Regions from separate parts of the Mus musculus genome. Here regions 1, 2, 3, 4 and 5 are each linked to region 6. A link is a loop called in an ENCODE intact Hi-C map of the cell type or tissue named here. Cell type or tissue: left cerebral cortex. All regions are shown on one strand. Links, peaks and the distances in the headings refer to the core of each region. The heading gives the core; the rest is flanking DNA. Region 1 overlaps Unc5d (unc-5 netrin receptor D). Region 2 has its middle 8.9 kb from the start of Gm32735. Region 3 overlaps Unc5d (unc-5 netrin receptor D). Region 4 has its middle 95 kb from the start of Gm1698. Region 5 has its middle 250 kb from the start of Gm39153. Region 6 holds the start of Unc5d (unc-5 netrin receptor D).

Region 1 (5,115 bases), core at 739-4,738, 500 kb before region 6:
CATTCATGCCCTACAAAGACCAAGGAGCTTGTTTCAATACCTCATACTTCTTTTTCCTAAAACTCATTTGAAATGTGCAGCTTCAATCTTGCCCAGTGGTTCTTGTCAGGAGACTTAAAAACATCCCATTTATGGTGAAACTGGGTGGGGATCGCCAACAAGCTATCAGAGTTTTAGTTTTCAACAAGGATGTCTCTCAAGAGAGATACGAGGGGAAAGAAATATTTCTCATTCATCCAGGTTTCATTTCCATGTTTTCTTTGATGAAAATTAAGCAAATATGGGCAATGAATAGTTTGCTCTTGACACTAGTTCAATATGTAAACACAAACACATATGAACCCTGTACACATAAGGATGGGAACATGCGTGAGGAGCTTTGATAAAGGCATAGTAGTAACTCACTGGCTTCATGTGACTCTGATTTCACATCCTAGTCTTTGGTAAAACAAGGGATGCATGTTCCGTTTTTATATGTTTTACAAATTCATGTGATAAATATGGCTGACTGCTTCTTTCTAAAAGAAGAGTCCTATTGGTCAGTTATGCCCTAGTGAGACAAGTTAGACTGTCATCATACACTGTCACTCATATGGGACACTTAAACTAATGGGAAATAAGAATCCCAGCATGCCCTAAAACACTGGCAAGGTAGGTTGGGGAACATCATCATTTCTAGAGACGTAACTTAGGCTATTTTCCAGAAGTAAGTTATATTTTGAAACTGGGTGTGAGAGTACACAACTAATTTGGGATAGAATGAGGTTAAAATTATGAAGTGAAGAGAAAGTTCAGTTTCAAGTCTAAGCTACTAGATAGGTAAGGTAGCTGCAGTCATAGTCTAAGACCAATCCTGTCACAGATTTCATTTTATGGGATAAAATCCTGATCATCTCTCCTCATTGAGCACTCGCTTGATACTCAGTTTCTAAGAGCATGGCTAGATCTAATGTTCCTGGCCCTCTCTGCTTTCGATATCTGCCATGGAACTCACCTGCCTCCCACGGCTTAGGACTAAGAGGAGAAAGCAATCTCATTTCCCTCTACTCTGGCTTCAGGCAACAACCGTGAAGATCAAGCGACAGCTAGGGATGACATTTTTAAAGTAACCTGTGCCAGGGATCAGAAATATCCACCTACAAATATCCAGAGAAATCTCCTCTCTTAAAACCCAAAAAAGGGAAACACATACTTTGAAATGGGTTGTGCGTGTGGCATAGCTCTAGAACTAATGTTTGAACTTTAAAGAGCAACAATGCAATGATTCATCGTCATTGCTTGCCAAGAACCAATGTAATAATCACTTAAAAATAGTCAAAATAATTATCGAGGGCCCAAGAAATGTGACTGTCCGTGCCCTAAATTATTTGTCAGTGCAAACATGTGCTTTGGCTAAATATGGTACTTGTCAGTTGTAGAAAAGAACTGTGTTCTTTTCCTCCTTACCATGCCCTAGGTGACATATTCCAGTGGGTCTCAAAACCAGGAGCCTCTCCATACCACCTGATAGGTATAATGCTAAAAGATGGCGATCAGCAGCATCAACGTGGTCTTCTGTCCTGCTGGCAGGCAGAGAGATGGCTCTGCTCTATTTCAGCTGCACATCTGGGCTCCTGGGCACACAAAGTGCAGCCCCAGCCTTCGCTGATCACTTCCAAATGAATCTGATTATTGCATACTTATAAAAAGATATTTACACAAGTGAGGAAAATATGCAAACACACACTTACCACCCACCTGTATTTGGCATTACTAAGCGTCCCCCTAAATGGCCAAAGACACCAGTTGTCCTCAGCTCTGTCCTTGTCGGCAGTGATGACAGATTTTGGATGTACGGCGTTTTGTTTCTGGGATGTATTGTACTGAATCCGCGGTTGTTTCCATGGGGGAAAGTCCCCGAGTGATTCTTGCCATGGTACTCCGCTCTCTCAGACACTCCCAGGGAAACCATAAATGAGCTCTGGACTTTGACTTTGATGTCAGATAAAGGATTGAAGAGTGAGGACTCTGTCATGAGCTCCTTGTCGAGCGGATCCTGCAGACAGATGGGCCCGCTGTATGTCCGGCTCACAGTCAGATCTGGCTGCATGGCAGGATTCAGTAGTAGAGAATTTCCTAGTAAGAAAAAAAGATGATCTGTCACTCAGACACTAAAAGACACCTCCATCACTCTTTTTGCAGTTGCCTCTATTAAAAGGAGAACATCTTGTATTGGCGTTGGATGTACTGATTGGTATTAGCTTCCCCTGCTAACCTAGGTGGAACCATGCCAGTGGCTGGGAATGGGGACCTCTGACCTTCCAGGTCAGTTTCTGAATATCATGCCCTCACTGCCCTCACATCTAACACTCTTGACATGCCTCCTTTTCAAGACAAACATGTCTGACACTGGATTAGGGCCACTTGCCTCAGGTAGTGTTTGTGTGATTATCTTAACTGGCAAAGAAAAGTTAAAAAAGAAAAGGAAAGGAAAAAAAAAAAAAACAAAAACCAGAAAGATGTTTTGCAACCCAGTTAGGAGCAAAATAACATCTGTTCCTTTTAAATAGCAAGAGATGCTACCGTGTAGTGACTCTTGGTGCTGCAGACAAGAGCCCACAGAGGAGGTGGAAAATTCCTTGTAAAATTCTAAGCAGCTCCTGGAGCCGGGGGAGCAAGCATGCTTTGGAGCAAATAGTTCAGGGGACTTATGAATCACTCTAAGTCTGAGGGGCCAATGTACTTGAACATCACAGATGTCACTCTGTGAGGGAAAGAATGCTGCAGCAGAGAGTGGCTTGGATTGCAAGTGGGAGCATCTCAGAAAGGAGGTACCTTGCTGGTTTAAAAAAAAATGAACAAAACAGTCTTCACACAACACAGCAGAAATTGGACAGTGCTCTAGTCATCTGCTGGGCTCACCATTTTTTTTCCAAGCCAGATATTAAAAAGGCTGTGATATTTTTCTCGTGATGAAGTAATCGCATTTATTAGTAAATAACAGAATAACCCTCACTCCCCAGCCTCCCACCCTTACCAGTTCGTCAATATGACAGCTCAAGTAGAAACCCAAATCATATTAAGCAATATTCTTTTGGGACCTGACCAAAAAAAACATGTTTTAAATGTGGTATTTTTGAAAATGCTTCAATTCTAGGTTGTATTGTATTAGTCTCTATTGTTTGTCTATTTTCCCAATTTGTAACAGTGCCATGAGGGGAGCCATCACTGTGGATTTTCTCACCCCTTGTTGGGATAGGCTAAGAATCAAGAATCACAGAGAAAATACACAAAAAGATAATGCAACTATAATGGCCCTTTGATGTTGCCCCTTTTCCATCTAGGGGCTGTTGTGCTAAGATGCAGCCACCATCAAGCAGTCTTTTTTAACAGGACCACACAGAGTTCAATAGATGATAACCTTGCTCCTGTCTGTGGTCTTCCACAGGAAAAAAGGAGGACTAAAGAACACAGCACATTTGAAAACAGTTTGAAATAGCAGTTTCCATGGAGACTTCAAAAACTCATATCTTAATTTTTGGCTACTTTTGAAAGACTTGCTTAGCATATGGGGGAAAATATTTCTGATACTTAGCACAGACATGGAAAATACCCAGATGCACACACACACACACACACACATACACACACACACACACACACACACACACACACACACACACAGAGAGAGAGAGAGAGAGAGAGAGAGACAGAGACAGAGACAGAGACAGAGACAGAGACAGAGACAGAGACAGAGACAGAGACAGAGACAGAGACAGACAGACAGACAGACAGAGAGCTAGACAGAGAGACAGGGAGATAGAGAAAGAGACAGACAGAAACAGAGAGCCAAAGGTAGAGAGAGACAGAGAAATTAAAAGAGAGACAGAGACAGACAGAGGAGGGAGAAAAAGAGAGAGGGACAGACAGACAGAAAACAAAAAGGAAAAACACACAAAGAGACAGAAACAGAGGCAGAACAGAGATGACAGGGAGAAAGTCAGAGACAGAGAAAATATACACACACATGAGGGGAGAGAGGGAAGAGAGAAGAGAGAGTGGAGATAGACAGACAGACAGACATAGAAAAGCACACAGGGAAAGCACACACATATACACACTCAAATGTATAAGTCTATAGTTGAAAGTGTTGGTTGCCAACCTGACCGAAGCCTGATTAAGGCCAGCTATTCTTCCTGCTGTCTTGTTACCCCTCCCTTCTCTTTAAAAAACAATTTTCCTCATTTAACCTAAGCATTGTATTCTTTCCATATGCCTGACTTTTTATCTTTCTTCCATCCCTCCCTTCTATCTTCTTATCTATTGAACCCAAGGGCTTTACACTTGTGGAACAAGTCGTCTACATCTACCATACCCAAGATGATTTCGATGGTTAGTTTTAATTTAACTGTCAACTTGGCTCAGCGTGAATCTCCTGGCATAAGGGATTATCAAAATCAGATTGGCCTTCCATCACGTCTGTGGAGAATTGTCTTGGTTATATTAAGTGATATGGGAAGAAGCTGCCTTCTAAAGCAACATCGTTCCCTGGGTGTTGAACTATGTACAAGCAGAGAATGTGAGCTGAGAACAAGTAAAAGCATAAGCATTCATTTTCTCTGATATAGACCGTGATGCCTGTGGCTAGCTGCTTCAAATATCAACCTTGACTTCCCAGCAATGATGGGCTACCATCTGCAATTGTAAACCAAATAAACTATCTTTCCCTTAACTTTCTCTTGGGGGGGGTATTTAATTACAATTTCATTACAGAAAGAAAACTAGGACAAAATTCTGCTTAACATTCTTGCTGTTCCCCTTCTTGGGGTACCGGACATGTTGTTCATCAAGCTATCACCTTGAAGACAGTGGAGGTCAAAGTCACAGTCTATAAAAATGAGATTCATTGGCAATGGATATGGGGATGGTAGCAGTTAACAAAAGAGTTTTTGTCTTCTATCCTGAGATTTATGAGATTCTTAGCCAAAAATAAACAGAATGGTCAGACGATCTGATAAGATGATTTCTTTTTAGAGATTCGCAATATACTGATGTTCTGAATCACTCCTCCATGAGGACATTGGCCAATCTATGTAAATCACTGTCGCCCAAACGTATTCAGGCCAGGCAACTACC
Region 2 (5,115 bases), core at 507-4,506, 1.7 Mb after region 6:
CGGCTATAACGGAGATGCCTGGCAAAATTCATTAGTTGAAATAATAAGAGTGAGGACCGTTTAAACAGGCAGAAGACTTGGTTTATGAAGCTGTTAAGTACTATTTCATCCATTATAAACTTTTACAAAACTCAAAGATGTAATCAGGCAAAGGATATCACATATTCTTAGTGGGTTCCCTAAGGTTTGGGCTTAATAATTTGCTATTTTTGCATTCCTGACACTTAAAATATTAGTTCATTTTCCCTAGATGTCCAAAGCCTAGAAAACGTTTGGTCAGCCTATTTTACAGAGAACACCACTGAGGCACAGGAAAAGAAAGTGATAAGCCAAAGAAACTAGAGCAAAACTGACAAGAACACAGGCATCGTGCCCTAAAGGTATCGCTTCTTGAGTCAATGTAAAGTCAGATTTTTCATTTAAGAAGATAAACTAATGGAAAGTCTGGGAGAAAGCCGGTGCATTTTCTTATTACTGTGCCCTAAGCATAATATCTAGTTTGATTCTTAGGTGTCGAGTAGGGCAAATGTTGCTCTGTCAGACTTGAATATTACTTATTAACAGAAGCGTGTGTTTGAAGTTGAAAGAGAAAAAGGAGAACTCAGGGCACCGGCTCTAGCTCTCTCTAAGACCTTGAGGATGCTCTGACAACATTATTGTCTTTCTAACAACAATGCTGTGAGGAGAAGAGTAAATTATTAAGGCGAGAGGAGGGGAGGAGTAAGATAGTTTGCCTACCAAATATCTGAGAAAAACAGCTTTCAGGGGAACTCATTTGGGTTCCCAGTTTCAGAGGGTTTCATTCATGGTAGCCGAGCCTCGTGTGCTGGGACAGAACATCGCGTAAACCAGGCGAGGTGGCGCATGTCTTTAATCCCAGCACTCGGGAGGCAGAGGCAGGGGGATCTCTGAGTTCAAGAACAGCCTGGTCTACAGAGTGAGTTCCAGGACAGCCAGGGCTGCACAGAGAAACCCTGTCTCGAAAAAAACCAAAACCAAACAAACAAACAAACAAAACAAAAAGGTGGCTTTACCTCAAAGGAAGCAGGAAGCAGGGAACCGGGAACCTGAAGGAACCGAGGACCAAGTATGACCTCCAAAACATCCTACTTTCTCCAGGTGGATTCCATTCCCTACGTTCCCACCACCTGCCAAGATAATACCACCACCCAGGGACAGCACATTCAAAGGACGACCCTATAAGGGATATTTCATGTTCAAAACATAACAAGATGGAAGTTTTGAAAAGTGTTATCTGAACGTTGCCTTTCTTGCTGTTGCTCATGACATCCTTATCTCCTGAAACTTCTACCACATTCCCCAAACACCTAACCTCTGAAAGTGTTCCCCAGTCGGTCAGCAGAATCTCCCATCTCAGCACTGGGGAGACTGAGGCGGCCCTAATAACTTTAGCCTCCTATCCTCAACCAGTTATCAGAAGGCATTTCTTACCTCGTTCAGAGCTGTCAGCACCAGAAAGAAAGAAGCAAGGAAGTTAGCAATTAGCTTTCTCCCCAAAATCCCACCCAGGGTCTGTCTGCCACCTCCGATCACACAGACTCCTCTTAGCCCTGATTTTCATTACCAACCATCCTGTCTTCTGGAGACAAGACACAGAGTAGACATTCCTTCTTCCAGAATCACCGCCATCAACCTGTGATTGGCAGCAACCATGTGGAAAGGGAAAGCAGAGAGCACTGAAGGAGGCAAGCAATCTCTCGAGCAGTGCAGCTTTCAACAGAATGAGCAGATCTTAGGAGTCCAAGAACTACTGATATTAATATTTAATAAACCGTATAGAGTTAAGTCATGAAGTCGGTAAGATGGTGTGGAAGGATGCTCTCGGGTAGTGTGAACAGCGGGGCTAGGACGTTTTTTGGGTTTTGTTTTTCGGTTGGGTTTATTTTTTGTTTTGTGTTTTGTGTTTTTTGTTTTGATTTTTTTTTCTTTTTTTCCCCCCCCCTTTCCTCTCCTTTTCACCATTTTCTGTCTCAGGTATTTAGCCAGCCAAAGCACGGGGCGTCTTAGCATAGATACAACACTGCCACCTAGAGGCTGAATTGTCCTTCAGCCCTCCAGCCTCCAGGACGGAAGCCGATTCCCACGCACTGCCTTAATGAAGCTTCCTGATGGGCGCCCCAGGCCTGTTTCACCCTGCATGGGGCAGACAAGGCTTGGAGCAAGTGCTTGAAAGTCCAAGATACTATGGCAGTCTTTACTGGCTTAGCTATCCATCTGCAACAACGCTTAAGCCTAGCTTCAAAACATAAAAGACCGGATCCTAGCTGGTAACCCCCGAACTCCCCCTCCTCATCTAAATGCAAATTTCCTTGAGTTTTTCCTTCCTGTATCCTATTCTTTGCATGTTAGGATAATTCATGTAAATCTTATGCATTTTGCTTAGAGGCACCTAATTAGACAGATTAGCTCACAGACTCAATAACCTTCTCTCTTATTCTTATGAAAAGAAGGTTATGTCAGTTAGGACTTCTCGCCCTTAATAGGCATCAGGCACAGAGCACGTTTGTGCTCACAGGTCTCCGTGTGTACAGAGAACACAAACAACTGTTTTGTTATGTATATTGCTGGGTGTTTAGATTCGAGTATACACATGCCTTCTGAAGTCCCACACTGGTGCTGTGTACCAGTGCCAAGTGTAGTTCACAAATGACCAGTGAGAATGAGCATTTGATTGGCATAAGAAATGAACAAAGAAAGTAAAAGAGAGAGAGAGAAACACATATATTCCTCCCTTTGTTCTGAAAATGGATTTGGGCTCTCGTTAGCATGCTGCTACTGTGCGATGTAGACGAAGAGAAAACTTGCTTATAGGGAAAAGATAAACCAAAGATGTGATGCTAACAAGCTCTCAGATTGACAAAAAACATTGTAGGTTGCCATGGCGAGAGATCTTTTCAAAGGCATGAGGGTCCTTATCCCCAGCCTCTGAAAATCCCTCAGGTGAGCCAGCCTAAGATGGAATTAGGCAAACAGGAGAACTCAGAGCAGCAACTGGCTGACTGGCAGACGCTTTTCTTCCCTTCAAGAGCTCGCTGATTCCCAAGAGCCATCCAGATGTACATTTAGTCAAATTCTGGAGAAAGATCCCTGGAGCAGATGCCACTTTCTTCCAGGATGTAGCCACCAGTAAAGCTCGGAGGTCACAAGGTGCAAACTCAGACACCTGCCTGTGAGTGACTGAAGCCAGTGAGACAGGACTGTCGCGGATAGTCTCCAAAGAGAAGCCATTACTCAGTATAGCCAGTTACTGCCTTCAGGAAACACGGGCTTGGTATTGTTATTTTTCTTTTGAAAGCAGCCAGAAATCTAGTATGGATGTGAAATCTCCTGATTCTTATGTTGGCAGCAATGAGGGAGAGAGAGAGAGAGAGAGAGAGAGAGAGAGAGAGAGAGAGAGAGAGAGAGAGAGAGAGAGAGAGAAGGAAGGAAGAAAGAAGAGAAGAGAAGAGAAGAGAAGAGAAGAGAAGAGAAGAGAAGAGAAGAGAAGAGAAGAGAAGAGAAAAGAAGAGAAAAGAAGAGAAAAGAAGAGAAAAGAAGAGAAAAGAAGAGAAAAGAAAAGAAAAGAAAAGAAAAGAAAAGAAAAGAAAAGAAAAGAAAAGAAAAGAAAAAACACTTTTGCTGGACAAAATAAAACTTAGCCAAAAGCCTGATCTGACCTGGAAAAGCTAAGTACAACTTCTCAGTCTTGGGCCTTGAAAAAAAAAATCTATATTCAAACCACACCCAAGTCCAGCCCTCCACTGCCCATTTAGGACAAAAAGCTTCACACTTCCACGCTCGGTTTATCCGGTTTCACCTGTCTGAGTTGCTCTTTCCTCCGGCCTTTGCCTGTCAAAATCCAATATCGAGGGCCAACTCAAATGTCAATTTATTTGCAAGGTGTGCTAGAATTACTGCAGTCAACATTAATCACTGCAAGAGTGCCCTTTTTTTATCTCTGTTCTCACACTCAGAAATAAGCACTGTTTATGTGTCCCAGTTATGAGCCCTCGGTGAGGAAGGGGTCAAAATTCAACTTGTCTCTCAGTCCCATGCCGAGGACAGAGCTGGTATTGATAGTTTGGTTTGAACTCATATTGGGAAGTCACTAAGTAAGAAGCAATGCATGAAGTTTGTTGGTTAAACAACTCAAGGCACCTCAAACACAATTAATTTAATCTGAGTCTTACACCAAACATGCAGCTGATCAACGATGCCCAGCTACATCCAAAATGGTATTCTCTGTCAGACTCCAGGGTTGCAGCAACTAGATAGAAAGCTAGATTATGATGGTGCAGATGCTATCATATGACTCCCTGGAGGAAAGGCTCTCCTCTCTCTCTCTCTCTCTCTCTCCTCTCTCTCCTTATTAAGACTTCACCCTATGTATATGCTGCAGATTTGAACACAGGATTTATTTCAATAAAGTGTATGTGTAGCTTAGTTATCCACGAAGCACATCTATAATGAGTGCCTACTTTGTGTAAGGAACAGCAAATATCCTTTGGTATTTACCAGACACACTTCCCTCAGGGAGTAACAGTATAGTTGGAAATAATAATAATAATAATGTATTTACATGGAGATGAAGACCATGCACGGCACCATCAATCCGTAGGACAATGCCAGAAAGCATTTATTGAGTTCTTGTTGAGTAGAATGTCTCTGATTCTGCTCCAGGGATTTAAGGATGACATGAAGCTATGCCCACCTATGTGGAGAGCATGTATTGCACACGGCAATGCAAAGTTTACTGAGGGCTGAGAACTCACAGAACTGAGAGCACAAAAGGCTGGAGAGATGACTCTGCAGTTAGGAGTATTTGCTGCTCTTCCAAAGGACCCCTGAGTTTCATTCCCAGCACCTACATCTGGTGGCTCACGGCTGCTTGTACTTCGAGTTACAGGAATCAAAAGTCCTCTTCTGAACTATAAAGGTGCTGGCACACACATCGTACACATACAGATTTGCAGGCACACAGAGGTGGATGCACACACGCGCGCACATACACACACACACTTAAAAATAAATAGAATCCCTTGAAAAGTGAGGGGTGGGGGATGAGGTCACAGGAAGATGAAACCTAACAAGTTGTAGATGAGAACTAATGGTGTT
Region 3 (5,115 bases), core at 527-4,526, 220 kb before region 6:
GAATTATCTTCTTTGTGCATGCACACACATACATACATCATACCAGTGTGCATGGTTTCCACAATGTTGAATCACACAACTATCTATCAAAAGTAATTGATTATAATGTACTAGACACAAGATCACTGCACTGTGCATGCAAGGGTTCTGTGCCCTTGATAAAGAGCTCACCATACACAGAAAGCCATTTATATTTCCTTTACAGAAGCAAAAGGAATAAACTACCATTCCTTACTGGAAGTGAGCTGCAAGGTAAGCAGTGTGAGGGCATCGCCTGAAATGTTAAGGCCTTCACAAAGCAAAGACCTGAATTAGTGATTCATGAAGAAAATTTCAAAAGCAAGGGACTTCGTTCTCCCTTTCCATGTATGAACATAAAATTGAGAGGAGGAATCAACTAAGAGAGAAGAAAGATATGAACCCTATAGACAAAGAGACTGTCAGAAACAAGTACAAGCTAAACGTAGCTCTATTCAGTAATGGGATACATTCCTAAGATCTACCCTAAGACATCGTGGTACAAGAATAAAAAACGAGTGCTTCGCTATAGGATATGTTTGCAAATCAAAACTTCCTCGTGATTATGGTTAAATTGTTAGCTTGAAAATGATTTGTGACCTCAGGCAAGTTCATTTTACCTCTTAGTGCATGTTTTTTTCACTGACAGTACTGAGCTAATATAACACACCAGTTTGTACTACTTTAATGACCAAATGTACCAAATTCATATAAAAAGGCTAAAAAATAAAGTCTGATACCCAATAACTATTTTATGAGGTTTTGCTAATATGTGAGCTAATCACTTAGTCTTCTAACTAGGTAAGTAAATTTTATAAAAGATTATTAGTCTTTTATTGAATGGCTGGTTGTTTTCAGAAAGCACTGAGCAGCACATACCTTTCAGGAAAGGCAGGTAATAAGAATACCTGTGTTATGAATCATAGAAAATAAATATTTTACTATGAGACGTGCTCCAAAACAATATTGCTTTTCTCAAATTCTAAGATAAAAAGGTCAGTCTAGGACTGGAGGGATGGATGTCCCATGTGTCCCTTGCAGCAAAAGCATGAGTGTCTGAGTTCAGATCTCTAGCACCCATGTAAAGGCTGGAGATGATGGCCTGCACCTGCAACTCCAACAATGAAGAGGCAGATATCAGGAGATTATTGGCCAGGCAGTCTAGAAGAAACAATGAACTCCAGGTTCAGAGAGAGACCAAGAGGGAGGGAGAAAGAGAAAGAGGGAGGGAGAAATAGGGGGAGGGGAGAGGGGAGTAGAGGGGGAGGGGGACCAGGGGAGAGAGAGAGAGAGAGAGAGAGAGAGAGAGAGAGAGAGAGAGAGAGAGAGAGAGAGAGAGATTGACTCTGACTCTTTGTCTTAAAACATGAGCTGTAAAACAATCCAGAAAAACAGACAACATAAACCTCTGGCCCCAACATGCTCCTACGTGGGCAAATACAATCTCACACAGTGTGTGTGTGTGTGGGGGGGGTGTGTGTGTGTTCATAACAGGTAAGTGCTCTTAGAAATGGGTTGTTCACCAATTTCCCTGTGGTTTGAAAATCAAAATGTATCCTCAAACCTCTTTCAAAACTAGGTCACATAGTCTAGTTTTTATAGCATGGGCCAGTATCACACTAAAATAGCAAATGTCCTATACTATGGCACGAAATGATTTGACTTTGGAAATATCCTAAATATCTAGACATAGTTAAACCCAGAAAAGTTCTATTTAAGAATCACAACACCAGCTAAAACTTAGGCAACAAGAAGTTCTCAGATCCATAATCACACCAGGATACTGCTATAATTCAGTTCCTCAATACCTGGTGAAAGTTCCAGAATAACTAAAAGTAATAAATTTCATAAGGAAAAGACTGATATTAGCTAATGTGGACAGATGGGAAACTGCGGAGAAGGAAGGTAAGCAGGGTTGTATTCTGTAAGGACAGAGAAGGAAAAAAAATCACGAAAACAAGTCTGGAGTTGTGTCGTACAACCAAAGGCCACATCTTAGCCAGTAGACCATCTTTGTCAATGCAAGAGACCAACTCATTCATAGAAGAGAGTCTCTTGAAGAAATGCAAACATATTAAAATAATATGTGAAAACCAAGGCCTGCAGCCAAGGTTAGCAGGATAGAAGAAAGACTACAATCACTTTATGGAGTATCTTGTTTGGTTGGATGGTTGGTTGGTTTTGTTATTAAAATATATAATGGAGTACCCGAAACAAGCAAAACTGACAAAATGCTGGTATTAAATCATTCGAGTTTCCCAAATAAAGTTATAAGATCCTAACTTAAGAGGCTATATGAGAACAGGAAGAAAGCATGCATTGCTTACTGATTTATCCAAATTTACACAAAATAAATTCTTTTCAGTGAACGAACACCAAATATGGAAGACTCAAGATGCTCTGAGCTCACGCATCATGGTACAGACAGCCTGAGAGGTTCCAATCATTTGTTGTTTTTAAAAAAAATTGTGAATCATTCCATTTGTTTCCATCTCAAGCGATATCCCCATTCCCAGTTACCCCTCCATCACCCCTGAGTTCTTTCTGCCCTCTCCCCTCTCACCTGAGTTCTGTACTGGGTCATAAGTGTATAGTTATGGTGGCACAAAAAAAGGTAGCTAGAAAGAATACCAGAGGACCTGTCTAAGGCAAGAGACAAAATGGGATTATAAAGGCAAGGCTTAATAAAGGAAATTTGAGCAGTTCAATCAAGTACACACCAACTTGGAAGATAACAGCCTATGGCTTTATCTGAACCCTGTATTGAACAGGAGAAAGGCTCTTGGGTACCACTGAAGTATGCTGAGGGAAGGGAAGGTGAAGGGAAGCAGAGAGTTAGGCTTCTAATTACTCCCAGCTGCTCTGCAGCTGCTGCCCACCAGGAGGCACTAACCTAAAGTGTCAGTGACTTCAAGGAAGTTGATAACAGTGTTACCTATGTAGGAAAGTGATTATAATAGAGGCCAGTATTGTGTATGTTCCTATGATTATAGGAAGTTACGGTCATTCATCCTCTCTGTGGTTATATTTACCATCAACAGCTTTCAAAGCAACTGGAGTAAGTCTTTTTAAACATTTTTTGCAAGTCTTTTTAAAATAGTTTCCTCAAACAATCATATATATGTTATTAATTATTTCATTTACATCCCAAACTTTGCCCTCTGTTCCCCTCCATCTGCCCTCCCCTTCCCCTCAGAGAGTGTGCTTCCCCCAGTATCAGTTTCTACACAATTAGGTGCATCCTTCCCACTGAGGCCAGGCAAGGCAGTTCTGGTCTGAGGCCCCCAACACATGTGGGGTCTCAGACCAGCCTGTGTATGTTCTTTGGTTGGAGGCTTATTCTCTGGGAGTTCCCAGGGGTCCAAGTTAGTTGATAGTATTGATCTTCCTGTGGGATTGTCATCCCCTTCAGTACCTTCAATCCTTCCCCAAGCTCAGTCCAAGGCTGGGCTGTCAGTATCTGCATCTCTCTCAGTCAGCTGCTGGTAGAGCCTCTTAGGGCACAGCCATCATAGGCTCCTGTCTGCAAGCACAACATAGGGTTAATAATAATGTAAGAGTTTGGTGCCCACCCATTGGATGGATCCCAAGGAGGGCTCATCGCTGGACAGCCATTCTTCCAGTCTCTGCTTCATTTTTTGTCCCTGCATTTCTTTTAGACAGGAGCAATTTCACATACTCTTACCTAGCATGTCTCAAGCTCTTTAAATTTCTTAGTAATAAGAAATCAACACACTGGAATCCCATACTCTATTGGTCAAAAACTTTGTGTATTAACAATTAGTCTGGAGTCGTTGTTTGTTTTTGTTGTTTTTGTTTGTTCTTTCTCTGTATAGCCCAGGCTGTCCTGGAACTCACTCTGTAGACCAGGCTGGCCTTGAACTCAGAAATCCACTTGCCTCTGCCTCCCATGTGCTGGGATTAAAGGTGTGTGCCACCACTGCCTGGCTTAGTCTGGACTCTTTAATGGTGACATATAGTGTTGGTGACCAGAGTCACTAGAATTCTGAAGCCAACAGCTTTACCCATCCCCTTTCTTTTTAAATGTAAATTTTAACTTATGGCCACCATGATCCTTAAAACACATTGTTTTCTAATAGATGACAAATGATTTTGCTACTATAGGTCAAAAATTGTGCTGGAAGCAAAGGGGGAAGTAGAAGGTTAGAAGGCTCAGAAAATTTTGCAGGAGATAGAAACACCAAGGGATGTTGTCAAGGAAAATTTTAGATCTTTCAGTGAGGTAGGGTGGGATGTTTTACTTCATGGTAGAGCAATCCTTCTTCTATTTCCCATGTAATGGATCCTCAATAGAAATGCAGCAGGCAGTGGCAACAGAAAACAAGGGGAAGGAGGACAGTGCTAGATTTTTCTAATCTCTCCACCATTAAAAGGCTGGGAGGATGCATATAAATGGCTTAGGGTAATTTTTCCTGACCTGTAATCTGTCTTTCATGGAGATCCACAAGTCAGTCCACCAAAACCATGGACGACTGTAATATGACCTGGTAATTTACAGGCCGTTTTGCTTATGAGGCACATATTTAAGGACTTCAAATGTCATTTCAGTTTGAGCATATCTCCTAGAAAAGTCAACCTCCCCACCCTTTGAAAGAAGAGATAATAGACAAGGTCAATTTTAATGACTCAAAGGACAGAAAGATAATGCATATCAATAGAGAGACAGGAACATTAACTCTGGCCTGGTGCTCACCAGAGACAATGCCTTTGATGACCTGGTGATAATTTAGTGATAAGAAGCTCTCAGGTGGAGCTGCAGCTCTCATGCTAGCTAGAGGTTTGCTCTTGAACAACAATGCCCCCTGCAACTGTCTCATTCTTCATATGAAAACATAGACATGTGATGGATACACTTTTAATGGACTTCAATTCAATGGGCACCTAGTAGGTATTTATAGATTTGGTAATAAGCATTTACTATGTATTTAAGACCACTAAATAGCCTTTCTAGTTCTTTGCAGTGTAGCTTTAGGCAAAATGTTTCTTTTTTGTGCTATGGTGAGAAGTAAGCCTACCTACTCCAGAACGTATTCAAATTCAATGAGCTCCTACAGAGGACATTTACAACAGTGGCCA
Region 4 (5,115 bases), core at 573-4,572, 1.5 Mb before region 6:
CATCGGTTGTTCTTGGAGTCCCAATCAGCACTGACACCCATCATCCACACACCAGGTAAATACACACAGTAGTGAAAATCTTAAAAGACAGGCTCAGGAGTCAAGGCTGGAGACGTTTGTGACTTACAGCGAAACGTGTTCCACACATGCTGGGTTCCTGGATAAGCATCTCCGTGCTGATGGAAGGTACCTCTCACTTCAGAAAAGCCACAGAACCTCAGGGTCACTTCTTAACATGTGTCTACCTTATGCCCCCCTTACATTTTTCTATTTACTGGGTGAGCTAGGGTTTCCTCTGTGGTAAGCAAGTGTTCAACTGATTCCTGGTTTCATTAGCTTTTGCTTTATACCCCTTTTCTGGTTTCCAGGAGGCTCAGTGACAGTGTCATAACTACATTTAGAAGGAATATGACATAAATCCTATTTATTTACCTTCCTGGTCTATGACAACTTAGATTTTTAAAAACACTCATCAGAGCTTCAGAGATGACACAGTGGATAACGTCCTTTCCACACTAGTGTGAGTACATAGTTTTAGATTCCCCAGAATCCACAAAAAGCTTGTAAGCCCGGGAACAGCCTGTAGCCAAATACAAGGGACTTCCAGGTCAGGGTGACTAGCAACACTGGCTAGAGCTTTTAGTGAAAGACCCTTCCTCAATAAATAGAGTGGAAAGAAAACACAGAAGACATTTCATACCAGACCTCCAAACACACATACACTCGCTTGCATGAACATTCACATGTACCCAAACACATGTAGATATCCATGGGTGTATCACATGTAAAGAACGTGTAAAAAAAAACAAAACAAACCACCACCACCAAATGTAATAAGAAAGGGTACCACTGCTCCTCCCCTGAACTCTGTTCTTTATTTATTCTAAGTGGACAGACCACAGGAAGATACTTCTTCTGTGTGAGGAATTTTAATCCTAGATCTAAACTGCTGCAGAATAATTTTGACATGACTGGTTGGTGTGACACATGGTCAAGACAAAACAAAACAAAGGCAAAAACAAAAACAAGCAAGCAAACAAACAGACAACAAAAACTAACAGCCCTGAAAAGACTGATACGATGATCAATATAATTGTGCTTAAAAGCTATATGAGAGATTTTTTCTGTTTAATTTATTGGTGTAATTAATTGGCTAATTAATTGGTGTAAGTTTGAAATATAAACCTTTGGGTAAGTTTCTTAGGCTTCCTAAATCCTTATTTTGATTTTTGTTTTGTTTTGTTTATAAATCCGTAAATAGAAGAGCATAGTTTGAAATCTCTCCTAGCATCTACATACTACAAACATACAAGACTGAGCATCCTCCCATATTCCTGAGTCTGATCCCATGCCCCAAGTAGAAGCTCTTGATAAAATGAACAAAGAGAAAGCATCAACATGTATGAGTGTTATATGGTTGAAGAAGGATCAGTTTGTTTTTGTCACACTCATCAGTCATGTCAAAAATTATTCTGTAGAAGTTCAGATCCGGGATTAAAATTCCTGACACTGACGAAGTATCTTCCTGTGGTCCATCCACTTAGAATACACACACACACACACACACACACACACACACACACACACACACACACATGCACGCACACACAAACACACGCATGCACGCATGCACACTCACGCGTGTGCTCAGCACAGAACCTCCTTTCCCACAGGTTCTGATCAGAAATTAACTAACCAGTTTGTCAGGGATGCCATGATCCCACCTATCCCTCTTTCTCTCTATCCATCTCTCACGTGTGCACTTTCTCACTGATTCACCATCCGCCGAACTGCTGAGTCTTTCCCCATTCTGTTTGCAAGCCATTGTGTTCACACTTAAGCAAGCTGAGTATGTGGACGCCTTCAGTGGACAAATTAAGGGCAAAGAAAGGTTTGCCTCTGTCACCCCAATATTTTGATTTATGATTCCTCATCAAGTGTCTGGAGCGTGGTTTCCATTTGTGGCGGTAAAAATAATGCAAAAGATAATGCATGAGGGGCTGGAGAGATGATCCTTGGTTAAAAGCATTGACTGCTCAGGACCTGGGTTTGACAAAAAGCACTGGTTACTCACAGTTCCTGAAGACCTAATGCCCTCTTCTGGCCTCCGAGGGAACAGCACACGTTATATAAAAAAATTAGTAAAAAAAAAAAAAAAAAAAAAGGGGGCTGCATGAACTTCCTTCCTTTGTCCGGTAGATGGCAGTATTTCATAGAGAATGAGCAAGGAGCCAGTGATTTGGTTTTGGTTCAGGTTTGGGTTTTATTGTTATTTTTATTTATCATTTTAATAATAAGATGTGCTAACCCCCTGTAAAGTAGAAGTGAGAAACAGAAAGTGAAAAGGTGAAGAGAGAAGGAGCCAGCCTTACAACATCCAGGGCTTCCATGATCTCTTCACCTCACCTTAAACCTGTTTTGTTTAGACTTTCTATTTATACCTTCTGGGACACACACACGCGCCCACACAGACACACGCTCTCTCTCTCTCTCTCTCTCTCTCTCTCTCACACACACACACACACACACACACAAATTACATATGTATATAATTGCCTTGCATCTATGCTAGTTTTCTGAATCTTTTCATGAGAGTGAATAATGCAATCAGTTTCTTCAGCCATCAGGCCAGCTGGTGGCTATGGGAATGGCAGGGGGAGTGCTGGGAGGGAGAAGGCAGCAGAGGGCACCCCGTGGGTAGCTCCTAAGTGGACATATTCTGGCCACGGCTGCTGTGCTATTTCTGGGTGGGGTGGGGGCCTACCCTTAAAAATCCCAAAGATACTGGTGGTACCGTTCCCATGGGCCGGCCGGGTGCTGTGAGAGCCTGCTTCTGAAATCCCAATTACAATCTTGCTTTTTTTTTTTTTTTTTTCTCAATAGGAAGTTTGGGTGAAAGAAAGCAGGTGTCATTGTAGCATGGTGATGAAGCCAGAGTTTTTTGTTTTTTTTTTGTTTTTTCTGTCATCCCATTGTGCTGTATTGTGGAGCCACCCTCATTCCTCCCACACTACCCTTTCCCACAGCCTCCTCTTGCACGCTTTGGCAGGACACATAGGGATGCATCCTTGTTCTGTCTTTGGGCTGAGAAAGGCAGAGTACTTTTTCAATTATGCCATGAAAGGACTTGAAGCTCCAGAGCCCCGGAGATACAGAATAACTTTCCCAAATTAAAATTTAGCCTCATCTACACTTCTTAAGGAAAACCCAGACAATGACCCAAGAAGGCGGCATGAGACAAGTGAAATGCCATGAAATTGCTTAACATCTTCTAAGACAGAGCATCCGTTTACTCATCAGCTCCGCTCTTTTCTCCTCTAAAGGGCAATGCTGCCCTCTTTATTGGTACTTCCAACTTTCTTATCAGCACTGCAATTTTAATTGCATTTGTGTGAAACCTGCTATTGTGTGTGTGTGTGTGTGTGTGTGTGTGTGTGTGTGTGTGTGTAGTGGGTGTGAGGGATGCCCTTCACGAAGAGCTCTTTGTATTGATAGATTTAATTTATTTTTCCATTGTGTCCTTGAAGTAAAGGTCTCAGAGATATAACTTGCAAGTGCCGTGGGGGTAAGAAGTGGTGTACAAAATCACCAGGCATTAAACTGCTCAGTCCCTGGATCATCTTCTTTCTCTGAAAGAGCGGGAAGCTGAGACCCATGCAAAGGACTTTGTTCTTCTGTCTTTAAAAGCTAAGTGGAGTTGCACACTTCGGCGCATCCAAATACATAGTAGTTTGCAAAGGGAGAAAAAAAGACAAATACCTCGGTTGGGAAAGCACCATCCAGGATTGGAAGAACGCTCGTTTGGTAAAGAAAGCTCAGTGGCCTCAGTGATTTTCAAATATCTTCCCGTCTTACTTCTAGCAAGCATTGAGCGGATGACAAGGAAGATAAAAATCAAGTCCTACCTGGCCAGGGGAGATAATGAATGGAGAAAGCAGAGCAGTTTGGTGACAAGATGTCATTTATTTGACAAGAATGCCTAGGTGTATGAAATGGTGTCCTCTGCACTGGCAGCCCCTTCCTCTCTTACTGCTACCATCTCTAATCAGCAGAGCCAAACACCCACCCCTGACAAAGCAGTGACATTGCCACTCCTGGGCCAGAGCAAGGCCTGTACTTTGGCTCTATGCCACTAGAGGTCAGTATTGACTAACTTAAAATTAATCCACACCCACCACCCTAGCATCTCCATACCCCACCCTAGTTTGTTTTAAAGAAAAAGTTGTGTTTCTTTGCACCGGAGGTTTTGTTTGTTTGTTTGTTTGTTTGTTTTTGGTGTTTTTCCCCCCTCTAGAAACCACGTATTTTTTTTTTCAGTTCCTGAGAGAAAACAGTCTTTTGAATAATGAGATTAAAAAAAAAAAAAAAAAAAAGGAACGGCTAACTCTCTTCTCCTCCACCAAGGCCCTCATGTTTCTCGTGTCCAGGAACACGTATTTGTAGTTTCGTGGAGTTGATCACTGTTTTGTTTGTTTGTTTGTTTTTGTTCTCGGCTAGGAAATGTAATGAAAGAACCCAAACAGTAAAGAAAGAAACTGAACCAAACTTGTTCCTGTCTTTCCATGTCTTTGTCCGCATCAGCTTTGCCTGCTGCAAAGGCCACTTGAAGATGGGTTAGACCCAGACACGGGAGCTATGATAGGAAGCAAGAACAGGCAGGCTGTTCTCAATACCTTTCCTCTTTTAAAAAGTGTTAGAACGAGGCCAAGTACAAAAATTCCAAAACACATAATTCAGTTTCCCAAAAAAGCCAACAGTGCAGATGTCAGGATGGTCCAGGGCTTTTGCTCTTTGTTTCCTCTATTTCTTTCTCTAGCCAGAGAACATATATCTAGAATATCTGTCTGCCTTTTATCTATCTATCTATCTATCTATCTAGCCATTAGTTATATCTATCTATATTATATCTATCATCTATCTGTCATCTTCCTATATTCATCTATCATCCATCTATTATTTATATCTATATTATGTCTATCTGTCCATCTATCCATCCATCCATCCATTCCATCCATCTATTTTCCTACCTAGCCACCTAACTACCTAAACCAATTTAACCAAGGCCATCTGTAACCTAGGCAAGAGCTCTAACACTGAGACATACCCCAGCCTTCA
Region 5 (5,115 bases), core at 387-4,386, 1.1 Mb before region 6:
TTGTGGCATTACCTCTTATTCTTTATAAACCATACAAATCTGACTAAGCTCTTCATGGCCAATGTCTACCCACCTATTTTTAGAATAAAAATGATTGGCAAGATTGGATAAGACGATTTACAAATACAGCTCTAATGACTTCAGTGGAAACTTGACTGGTGACCAAGTCTATTATAATGATTATTAAAATTCCGACATGGAGTCATCATCATGATCAGTTCACCCAGAAACACATTTTCTGAGCATCTGTTGTGTACAGTGCACATAACTTAGTGCTCTGAATGTTCCAGTGATAAACAAGCCCCGGTGCTCCTCACTTTGAAGTTTACAGTGCAAAGCTGACACCTTCCATTAACTAGCCAATAAAAAATGCTGAGAAAATTCTGGCTGAATAGAATAAAGACCATGATGAAGAGATAAGCAATTTGCTTTGGCTAGAAAGAGAAAGGGGTGGTTAATTATGTCAGTGGAATCTCATAGATGGTCTGCAAGGGCATTAGGAGAAAATAATTATTAAAGTAGAAAGGATGGAAGAAGGCATAGGAACAGCCTGAACATACACTGTCTTCTGGAAATTCATTATGGAATTTATCTTCACTGGAGTTGCTATAATGATGTCAAGTGATCAAAACAATGAATTATAAAGACATAAGCTTATTTCACTTTTTTTATTCGGTTTCAATTTTGAGGTAGCATTAATCATGGCAGAAAAAGCAAAGCTGCCCATAAGGAACGAAAGGTACCTTATCAGTTACAAAGTTTAAACTTGTGGAAAATTTTAAATTTGTGCTAAGAGGAATTTCTTGGAGCCACAAACCGGACTGCGCCCAATCCCTTGCAAGTCAAGTCAATAGCATGACGTGACAGACCAATCTGTGCTATCTGTGACATAGAAGCCTGCTCACCACAGTGGCTTCCTCTCAGTCATTTCCCATACAACCGTTGTCTTTCCAATTCACAGGCTCCTATGCCGTAGATGTTCTGCTGTGGATTTCATCCATCTGTCTTGAAGGAGTGTCTGCTTTTTTTTTCGTTATTTCCCCTCTTCCCTTCACACCTGTCTATTTGTTGACCTTAAAAATTGTCTCTTTGGGAGGATTCCAGATACCCCTTTGTGGAATAAGTATGCTAAGCAACACCTGCCTAGATTATCCAGGTGCTAAAAGGTAGGGTGGCTTTTGTAATGCTTAGTTTATTGGTATGAATTGCCCTCCAGGCTGTGTAATCCTTCTAGCTCAGGTCTGTCTGTTATTGTTATTATTTGCTGAGTGGTATGGAAATAGTAAGCACATCGCTCCTACTCCTCACTCTGTGCTTCGCTCACAACAGACCACAATAATCCACCCCATTACTCCATACTGAGCCTTTTCTCAAAATCCTTCTCATCCTCATTCTCCAGGAGGAGGTTGTCAATCATTCAGCAGTGGCACACAAATCCTTGTGTCATTTGCCATTAATAGGTTCTAAATCCTCAATGAATAATGAATGGAACAAGGATCGTCTCTTGTTTCCCCCATGCCACACAGGAAGCTAGTGTAATTGGTGTGTGCTAAGGTCTGGCCATCTTGCTGAAACGCCTGGATAGCAGTTGATATAGTTCCTGTAGGAAATCTATAGTGCCTCATTTACGCCAGCTGTGAACACATTCAGAAGAGTTCTGGTATGTGTCTAGCTGGATTGTTAGCTCCTTTTGAACTTTAGCTATTTGACTCCTAATTATAGGTTCTAATTTTCTTACAAACATATTAACTTGTTTGCCATAAGTTTCTCTGAGTATTGTCATGCATGTCTTTAGTGCCAAGACTGGAGAGGCTGCAGCATATAGATCTCTGTGAGACTCTGCCAAGCCAGGGCTACATGGTGAGACCCTGACTCAAAGAAACAGCGAATAAAACAGGTCAGTTTCTAGCCTGATGGTTTCTATACCTGAAGATGCTAAGTCAGTCATCAGCCACCACCCCGTCCTGTGGCCTCCCTAACTAGTTGATCACATGTAGACACAGATGGGTCAGCTCAGTGTCAAAGACATAAAGAGGATGGCAGAGCTGACCATGCAGAATATGTAGATGCAGATCTGTTGAACGCAAGTCGCAGCATCATTTGAACTATTGGGTGGGGTGGGTTCATTCCTCTCTGTTTTCCAATCACACTTCCTACCGAGTTTTCTATGACTGCCCCCTACGAAGTCACAAATGGCAGTGGCTCCTTTCACTACACACACTCCATTCTACTGGACTATGTCCCCTCTTTACTTAACCCTTCATCAACACTTCACGTGTAATTTTCCATTCATGACACTGTATATGTCCCCAATATAATCTCTATCTGCTTGTCACTTATCATTTCTATGTGCTCCTTGTCACATCTAATGTCATCCTTCATCCCATATGTTGATGATCTGTCCTGCCACAGATGATAGCTCACTGTGAGTGCTGCAATCAGAACCAAATCTAAGAAATAACTAGCCCCAGAATATAAGCTATAAGAAGTAAGGGGGTTAAATTAGCCCAGAAACTCTACTTTCCAGTCACCACTTCCCATTTCTAGTGAGCTAAGGCAGAGATATGAAAATTTCCTGACATAGGATGGTATGTCTGAGATAATGGGACAGAAAAAAAAAATTGTATACTGCCAAGAGGAAAGCATTCATACGTTCATTCTCCAGCAGGTGTCTCTTCAGGCTCAGTCATTTCTAGCTGCTGGAAAAGGCCAGCCCCAAGGAGGAAGAGCTCAATGCAGAGGAAATCTCCCTGCTGTCAGCAAGGCTGGCCTTGTTATATACCAGAGCAGGGAAGACAGACACAGCTTCAAAAGCACTCTTCACTGCATGCAAAATGAACACAGTCTAAGCAAACGAATGCCTTTTGGAAACCACGACTCATGAATGATAATCATCAGATTTCTGGTTTTCTCTTAAATTTTCATTTCCATCTCAAGCTAAAACAGATCTCTGTGTGCATTCTCCCGGCTGCTTTGGCACACAGGTGTGTACTGCTACCGTTTGTCGTTGTGACAGAATAGCTGACTGAAGCAACTTAAGGGAGGAAAGGCATTTCATTCACAATCTCACGAGCTATCAGTCCATCCTACGGAAGCTGGCACGGTAGCTGGGGTGGCTCTATCCATGGCAGTGGAAGCTTGTCCCCTGACCTGTTCACATTCTGGTGGGTCAGAAATCAGAGTCCAGATAGCACCAGGAGCGGGTGTAACACTCAAGACCCACTGCCAGGGTACCCACTCCTGCAATCTCAGCCACACGGTACCATAAACCATTGAAACAGTGCCAGCAGTCGGACACTAACAGTTCAACCACGTGTGCTGAATGACTCATGGGGAATACTTCAGGCTCAAACGCACTGGGGTGTCTAATTGGGGTAGTCTCTTTGAACCCATGATTTGGAGCCACTTAGAGTAAACCACAGTCTAGAGTACTGAATAAAACGTGTCCAGAAGAAAACGACTCATACATTTTAAACTGAAAGCGATTCTGAAGAGCATGGTGAAATTTCACTCAGGATATGAGTCATCTCCTTGTGATGTCTACAGCTATAAACTCATGGTAAGCAGTTTCTTGCTATCACCTTGGCTATCAGATCCACTATTGCTGTATCACAGAGCTTCTGTGGAAAGGACCCTTATTTTGCTTAATAATGGCCCCAAAGTGCCAGAGGGATGCAGGGAACAAAGTACTTCTTTTTAAAGTGTTAAAGTAACAGTTCACCTAACAAGAGATTTGTCTCAGGTGGATAAATATAATATTGATGCTCACCTTTTACAGTGTGTAATTTATGAATTAAGTCTTATCACAACTATGTTTCTATATGGGAAACCAACATATTCTATAGTGAGGTTTTAGGTATCTACTGGGAAATGTGGAGAATCTTTGTGACAAGGGAGAGGTATCATATTCTTAGATATTTGTCAAGGAGCAGTCCTGGCCTGGACAAAGGTTCTGAGAGAAGGGGTCTCTGAGAATGGCAAAAAGAATGATTGGAAGTCAAATCCTGGATTCAAGCTGACAACTTGTGTCCCGCTTGATACAGCTTTTCCAGTCTGCTTCTCTGTATGTTCTGCTTTCTCTATGGAGGTCTCTCTGACTATATTCTGCTTGCTTGCTATTCCAAGAGATCTCTCTATCCATGTCCTGCTTGCTTGTATTTGTGCGTGCGTGCATGTGTGTGAATCTGTGTGTCTGTGTCTGTCTGCTTGTGTTTGGTCTGTGTGTCTGTGTTTCTGTCTCTGTCAGTTCTACAACAGCTCTCTCTTTTTATCCTAAAAAATTCTCTGGATAGCTCATCTGCAGAACACAGATCGAGCCTATATTTTACACATCAATCCAGTTATTTACTTCAGTTTTCCTTTTGATTATCTTATGAATCAACATCTTGTGACCCCCCCCCCCCAACCCTTTGATTCTCAGGAGACAGAAAGCATATGTTTTTTCTTAATATTGTAAAAAAAAAAAAAAATTCAGAGATCTGTCTGCATTTGTTAAGCACAAAGGGTAAACTAGTTGTGTGGGACCCTGACCTGAAATACCATTCCTATAACACCTGGGCTTAACCTTGCTGTGCTCTAGTCTGACCTTGAACTCAGGAATCTGCTTGCCTTTATGTCTTCCTGACAAGCTGGCTCATATAGTCTAGCTGCTTTTGTTCCTTTAGATTCCTGAAACCCCTCATAATTCATATTTCATCCTTATATTTTGTATAGTTGAGAAATTATATATTTTTGAACTCATGTTTTGAGCTCTTTCCCTAGCCTTGAGGGTTGTCCTGCAGGTCCTGCATTTACCATTTTTTGGAGATATAACCACAGCCCGACTTCTGCTGTTTCTAATTCTCATGGATCCATTAATGTTAACAGGGAGGACATTCCTCAGAGGATGTGCTATATATATATTATTATACAAACAAGCCGTATACCCACAGCAGCTATCAACACTTGTGCAGGCTCACACCAGGACCTTGCCCCAAAGACAGGAACCATGTCACTCTGTCCCCACCAGGGTCATGCTGGGCTCAGCAAATATTACTTTATTGGAGCCTTTGTATTTGAAATGAACCCAGATCACTGGTGATAGCCTAGGCTGATGACTTGTGGTTCTTCTCCATA
Region 6 (5,115 bases), core at 326-4,325:
AAAGCTGCTAAAGGTGAATAGAAACCATGACAAGGGAAGCATTACTCAGATTTACTGCTCCATGTGTCTTGGGCATTTTCTATGATCTGTGCAAGGCATTTGTTGTAACTAAGCCTGCAGAGTGTACAGTATGTTTTCCAGGAGACCTTTACAGAACAGCTTGCAGACAAGAGGTGCTAGCCTTCGTTCACAGCCAGCAAAACCGCATCCAAAAGGCTGCTGGCGTGTGTCCCCACCTCTTGTTTTGAGCTGGCTTAAAGACAACTCCACAAACCAGATTCTGAGGGTCAGTATCTGGAGTCAGTCATCATGAGCGATCCCATGCTGTGACTAGAAAGTAGTAACTCGGACATTTCAGGCCTCATGTAGGAGAAAGAGAGGGGCAAAGCACCGACCCCTGGCACCCCTGCTTTCCCCCTAACAGAATAGAAAACACTCAAGAGTTGCCTGAGCAGTTAGGCAGTCTCTAGTTCCCCCGTAGTATACTAAATGGCTGAAGCCCAGGCTCCTCCAACAAGAGAAAGAAACACGCCTCACTCTAACAATCACTCGTATTTAAAGCCTTTCCTTATTTTTGAAAGCCTGCTCCATTATAAAAAGAAAAGGGGAGGGTGAAAAAGTTCAGGAAATGAAATGCAAATAGGCATAGAATAGGATCATACTGCTGAAAACCTCTATCCACCCTTTTAATTCCTCTTTCCAGGCGGTATCGCTGCTCCTAACACCGTTAGCTTCTATTAAAAAAAATGAGATTATACCGGTTCTTGGCATCTTTGTCAACCCTTCCAAAGGCCTCACAGCTACTAGCGATATGTTCAAGAGACAGAACAGAAGGAGAGGTGGTTAGCCCGGTGCCACCTCTTGCTAGACAAGCGTTAGGTAAATCATTTAATGCAATTACATATTCTAAGCCGGCTGGATGGCAAGCAGCAAAGAAGAAAGGTAAAGAAGGGCAGGGAAAGGGAAGCTTCTAGATTATTTCAAAGGTAGCCACAGCACTGGGGCTGTCTGGAACTGCCTGTGATCAGCTTCAAAACAGGTCCGTGTGGTTTATCTTTAAGTTGATGCTCTGCTGGAGTGCAGCGGATCTAGAAAAAGAGTGTGTGTATGTGTGTGTGTGTGGGGGGGGGGGGGGGGGCTCCTGAGCTTATTAGAAGCAGAGAAATCTCTGCTTCTAAATTTCCCTGCTGCTCAGTAGGGCCCGCGCTTCTAAGCTGGTATAAGCACCCGATAGGGAGAGGATGCGCCGAGAGTACAGCCTCCCTCCGGCCAACTGCTTATCCGGCTGGGCACTGCAGGCGCAGTTAAACCCCAGGGTACACACTCCCCAGAGCTCTTGCCCCCTCGCAGATTCTGTAAGGCAAAACCACTGCTGGCTTAGAGCCAAGACTAGGGTCGCCCGAGGGGCTTGGTGCAGAGCGAAGTGACCAGCTTGGATGCTTCCCCCTGAAGGGGAAAAAAAGCGCAGTCTCTATTGGAACCCACGGGCATGCCTCTTTCCCTATGCACTCTCGAACATCACCGTGGGCTCCCACCCAGGGACGAGCTCGCCCAAGAAGGAAAAGTGGAGAGGACCAAGGCGAGAGAGGATATAGGGAAGACGAGTTTTCCAGTCTGCAACAATTGAGGGGCGGAGGGTGGGGAGGGAGGTTGGAAAATCTCAGCGGGTGCAAACTCAAGGGGGGGGGGGGCCCGGTCAGAGCAACCTGTAGGATTACTGCAGATAGCAAACTTGGGTTGAAAGGCAGTGGTCCCCTGGAGCTCCTCTAACACGGTTCCCACTGAGTCGGGCTACGCGCGCGGAGAGAAGCCAGAACAACTTGGGAAACCCACGCCGAAGGTGAGAGTCCCGCTCCCCTCGCGCACCGCTGTCCACCCAGCGCTTACCTCGGGCAGCCGCAGCCCCCGCCGCCCAGAAAAAGAGTCCTAGCCATGGGAGCCACCGGCGCGCCCCGCGGCTGCCGTCTGCAGCCCCTGTCCCCATGCTCCGAGCTCCTCTCAGGATTCGCTCCTCTTCCACGCCCTGGAAGTCCGCGAGGAACGACGGCAGGGAGCCAACGCCAGTAGGTTTCCCCGGAGGTGGTGGTCTGTGGCGAGTCTCTTTTTCCCCACCGCCGCTCCCTACAGCAGCGGAACAGGGATATCAGATGGGCAGCGGGACGCAGCGCGCGCCCCCATCGCCTCCTGCGGCGCCGCCCGCCGTCCCCGCTAAGCGGCCCGCAGCCCCAGCTCCGCTCCGGGTCCGGGACTACCAAACCGAGCCTGGAGACCGCATCGCTAATGAGCCCCGGGGCCGCCTCTGCTCCACCCCTCCGAGCGGCGGCCAATGAGTCACGCCGGGGCGGGGCGATGGGCGGGGCCGGGCTCGGGAGGCGCAGGTGAGTCCGCAGCCGCCGCACGTGCGGGCACCGCCTCCCCGCTGCAGAGGCCCCCGCGCGTGCGGGATTGCAGCGCGCCCGAGCCCGGCGGCCGGAGGCGAGGATGCGCGAGCGCAAGCTGTGCCGAGCAGCCCGGCCTCTTGGAGGCGAGCGCCCAGCGGCAGAATGTGGGCGTCTGGCTTGCTAACTCTGAGTGAGACAGCGGCTTCCAGGAAACCAAGGTTTCGCTCAACTTTGAGTTCCACTTTTACCCGCAGTCCTGGGGAGGACGGGACGGGCGCTAGGGAGAAAAGAGGGTGGGGGTGGGGGGTGGGGGCAATGATAAGCTTCAACTGTGCCCAAATGTGAAAACGAAGAGGGAAATGAATCGAGGGCTTCTGGGGATGTATGGGATCAAATTTTACTTTAAGGAAGCAAAACCTTTTTTTTTTTTTTTTTTTTTTTTTAATACTTGCCGCTCTGGAATCTCAAAAGTTCTCAAAACTGCTTCACATCTGACCACTTAATGTGGTTTTGTTCATTCCAATTCAGGCCCTCGAAATTGCCTTTCTAGTAAGTAAGTAAAGTTCAAAAGGAGACCTGCTCAAAGTCTTCAGAGAAGAAAGAAAGGGAACATTTGTTTAAGCACACCACCCCTCCCTTCCCAGTCCCCTTTTATTAGATGGCTTGATCTTTACCTGATCTTGGAAGGGCCTCAAAGTTGTCTCTTTACCCCATCCGCTGGAGCAGGCAACCAGCTACAGACGACAACCCCCTTCCCCAAGACCGTTGGCTTCCTGTCCAGGTCTCCACAGTCAGACCATGGCTTTCTGTCAGAAGCTTTCAAAATGTCCCCTGTACTCAGCTGGTCAGAAATCTGGGTTCTCAATACAGATGGAAAGCTTCAATTAAAAGACAGCATTGGCAAGTGATTCCTCAATGGCTACCAAGCTCACTAGCCCACACATGCACACACACAAACAACAACAACAACAAAAATCTTGTCCAAGTGCAACCTGCTCCCAAACACCTCTGTATGGAAAAAAAAAATGGTTTGAGGTGGAGAGATTGTTGTGAAGGAGGTAATCACACTAACTTACTTGCTCCCAAAGACAAAGGGGATGATAGACAAAGATTGATTACCCGATAAACAGGTAGGCCATCCCTCTCTGCAGACACCAGGCTTGTGCACGTCAGCGGAAGGAGCTGATTTTTTCCTACAGAGCTCTTGCAGCTCAATAACAAGTTTAGGTCCTGGTGGAGAAAACCAAACCCTGGGGAACAGATACTTCAAAGCAAAGACTGATGTGGGGCCTGGCCAGGGACTTGCCTGGAAATCTCTTTAGAATCTTGGTAAATGAGGGGTTTGTCCTTTCCTTCTGAGAAGGTGAATTGAGAATTAATCTACCAAATACGCCTCACCTGTCTCCCAGAAACTACTCATTCATTGCCTGCCTTCCTGTATGGCTGAAGACTATGTGACAGTCCCCTTACAAATGAGCATTTCTGTTTAAAAAGAAAGAAAGAAAAATTTAGTTATATTTTCAATATTCTATGACCATAGTTAATTCTCTTTATTGTCCCCACAGGGAGCAAAAAATAAAGTCAGTTTATTTTGGGAATCTGAAAAATAGATAAGCTAGTTTGACATTAATAATTCTAGAAAATATGATGAATGAAATGGTGGAAAAACAAAATTACCATTGAACAAATCCTAATCTTAAGGAGTGGGTCTTCATACATGTTTTTAAAGAAGACTCTACAAAGCTGATATATTATCACTATTGGTAGGTAAGGACAATGAATTTGACTTTAGAAGAAAATTGCCCAAGGCTGATGTAAGTAAATGGTTGCGGAACATCAGGAACAAGAACCATTTTCTGTAATTCTACATCCACAGAGCTAGCCATGGGCATGTCTGTCTGGTCAGCGAGGCTTATTTAATTATGGGCTGAGCAGACGCTGTACCTTCAGTGTTACCTGAAGTGTTGCACGCCCTATATTTTACACTGCATATAAATTATGCCACACACATGAATTTCATGCATGTGTATAACTTCCACTAGTTTAAATCCTGTACAGCTGTTTATTTTTGTGTAGATAACCATATCTATTTGGACAAAACAGTTGAGTGGTTATCATTCGCGATTAGGACCTCTGTCCCAGGAGCAACAGCATGCCATGCAAGAACTGGGGCTAGTGAGATGAATCATGGGTAAAAGTGAGATGAATCATGGGTAAAACTGCTTGCAGCATAAGCTTGCCACTTGAGCTTGATCCCAAGGAACCAGGAGTGAAAGGTGAGCACCGGTTCTCGAGATGGGTTCTCTAGTATCGACAAGCATGCCTTAAACACCCTTTCATGCACATACACTCACTAGTGCGCTTGCGCATACACACACACACACACACACACACACACACACACACACCATGCACCTCACCTGCTTACACACACACTGTAAAGAAGAGGAGGGAGGAGAGGAAGAAGACAACAAGCCTGAGAATCTGGTCACAAAGCAACTCAGCCTCACACTGCCAAGAGCTGACTGGTGGGCTTAGGGTAAGCCAGACCCTCCTGTTTCCTCTACGGAAAACTGATATTATTTGACCGAACTGTATAACTAATGACATTTTTTAAATCATCAACTTCTGTGACATCCTATGATTTTTGAATACAAGTTGCTCAAGTGCACTGGAAATGAATGCTGTGTCTTCTGGAATTGAAATAATTGTTTATGAAGCACACTGTGTTGCA

What was found. Peaks named below come from ENCODE experiments on the same cell type or tissue, not always from the same donor. Only the 100,000 strongest peaks of a DNase experiment are listed, where the experiment ranks them.
Region 1: it touches region 6 in a loop (4-fold over the local background); 2 of 42 quality-filtered maps call a loop at or near these places.
Region 2: it touches region 6 in a loop (8-fold over the local background); 3 of 42 quality-filtered maps call a loop at or near these places.
Region 3: it touches region 6 in a loop (2.7-fold over the local background); 2 of 42 quality-filtered maps call a loop at or near these places.
Region 4: a loop joins it to region 6, with 2.7 times the contacts of the local background. A loop is called at or near these places in 5 of 42 quality-filtered maps.
Region 5: it touches region 6 in a loop (2.8-fold over the local background); 3 of 42 quality-filtered maps call a loop at or near these places.

The regions. Positions count from the first base shown.
Region 1 is chr8:28,717,880-28,722,994 of GRCm38, forward strand. Unc5d (unc-5 netrin receptor D) reads right to left here. Exons shown (of 18, transcript NM_153135.3): 11 at 1,738-2,115. Among named protein-coding and RNA genes, the nearest start is that of Gm32505, 22 kb to the left of the region's middle. In left cerebral cortex, for the core only: no CTCF peak of the experiment used is centred there; a DNase peak (open chromatin) is centred at 2,698; H3K27ac peaks cover 2,708 bases.
Region 2 is chr8:30,921,867-30,926,981 of GRCm38, forward strand. No RefSeq gene overlaps it. Among named protein-coding and RNA genes, the nearest start is that of Gm32735, 8.9 kb to the left of the region's middle. In left cerebral cortex, for the core only: a CTCF peak has its summit at 2,055 (motif pointing left); DNase peaks (open chromatin) are centred at 1,642 and 2,061; H3K4me3 peaks cover 284 bases.
Region 3 is chr8:28,993,538-28,998,652 of GRCm38, forward strand. All of the region lies in intron 1 of Unc5d (unc-5 netrin receptor D), which reads right to left. Among named protein-coding and RNA genes, the nearest start is that of Unc5d, 220 kb to the right of the region's middle. In left cerebral cortex, for the core only: a CTCF peak has its summit at 2,886 (motif pointing right); no DNase peak of the experiment used is centred there.
Region 4 is chr8:27,675,226-27,680,340 of GRCm38, forward strand. No RefSeq gene overlaps it. Among named protein-coding and RNA genes, the nearest start is that of Gm1698, 95 kb to the left of the region's middle. In left cerebral cortex, for the core only: CTCF peaks have their summits at 2,105 (motif pointing left), 2,330 and 4,123 (motif pointing right); DNase peaks (open chromatin) are centred at 2,068, 2,630, 3,084 and 4,117.
Region 5 is chr8:28,146,062-28,151,176 of GRCm38, forward strand. No RefSeq gene overlaps it. Among named protein-coding and RNA genes, the nearest start is that of Gm39153, 250 kb to the left of the region's middle. In left cerebral cortex, for the core only: a CTCF peak has its summit at 2,675; DNase peaks (open chromatin) are centred at 2,721, 3,327, 3,488 and 4,070; H3K4me3 peaks cover 192 bases; H3K27ac peaks cover 989 bases.
Region 6 is chr8:29,217,355-29,222,469 of GRCm38, forward strand. Unc5d (unc-5 netrin receptor D) reads right to left here and starts at 2,282. Exons shown (of 18, transcript NM_153135.3): 1 at 1,888-2,282. The coding sequence starts at 1,984. In left cerebral cortex, for the core only: a CTCF peak has its summit at 2,520; DNase peaks (open chromatin) are centred at 954, 1,346 and 2,413; H3K4me3 peaks cover 2,346 bases; H3K27ac peaks cover 1,794 bases.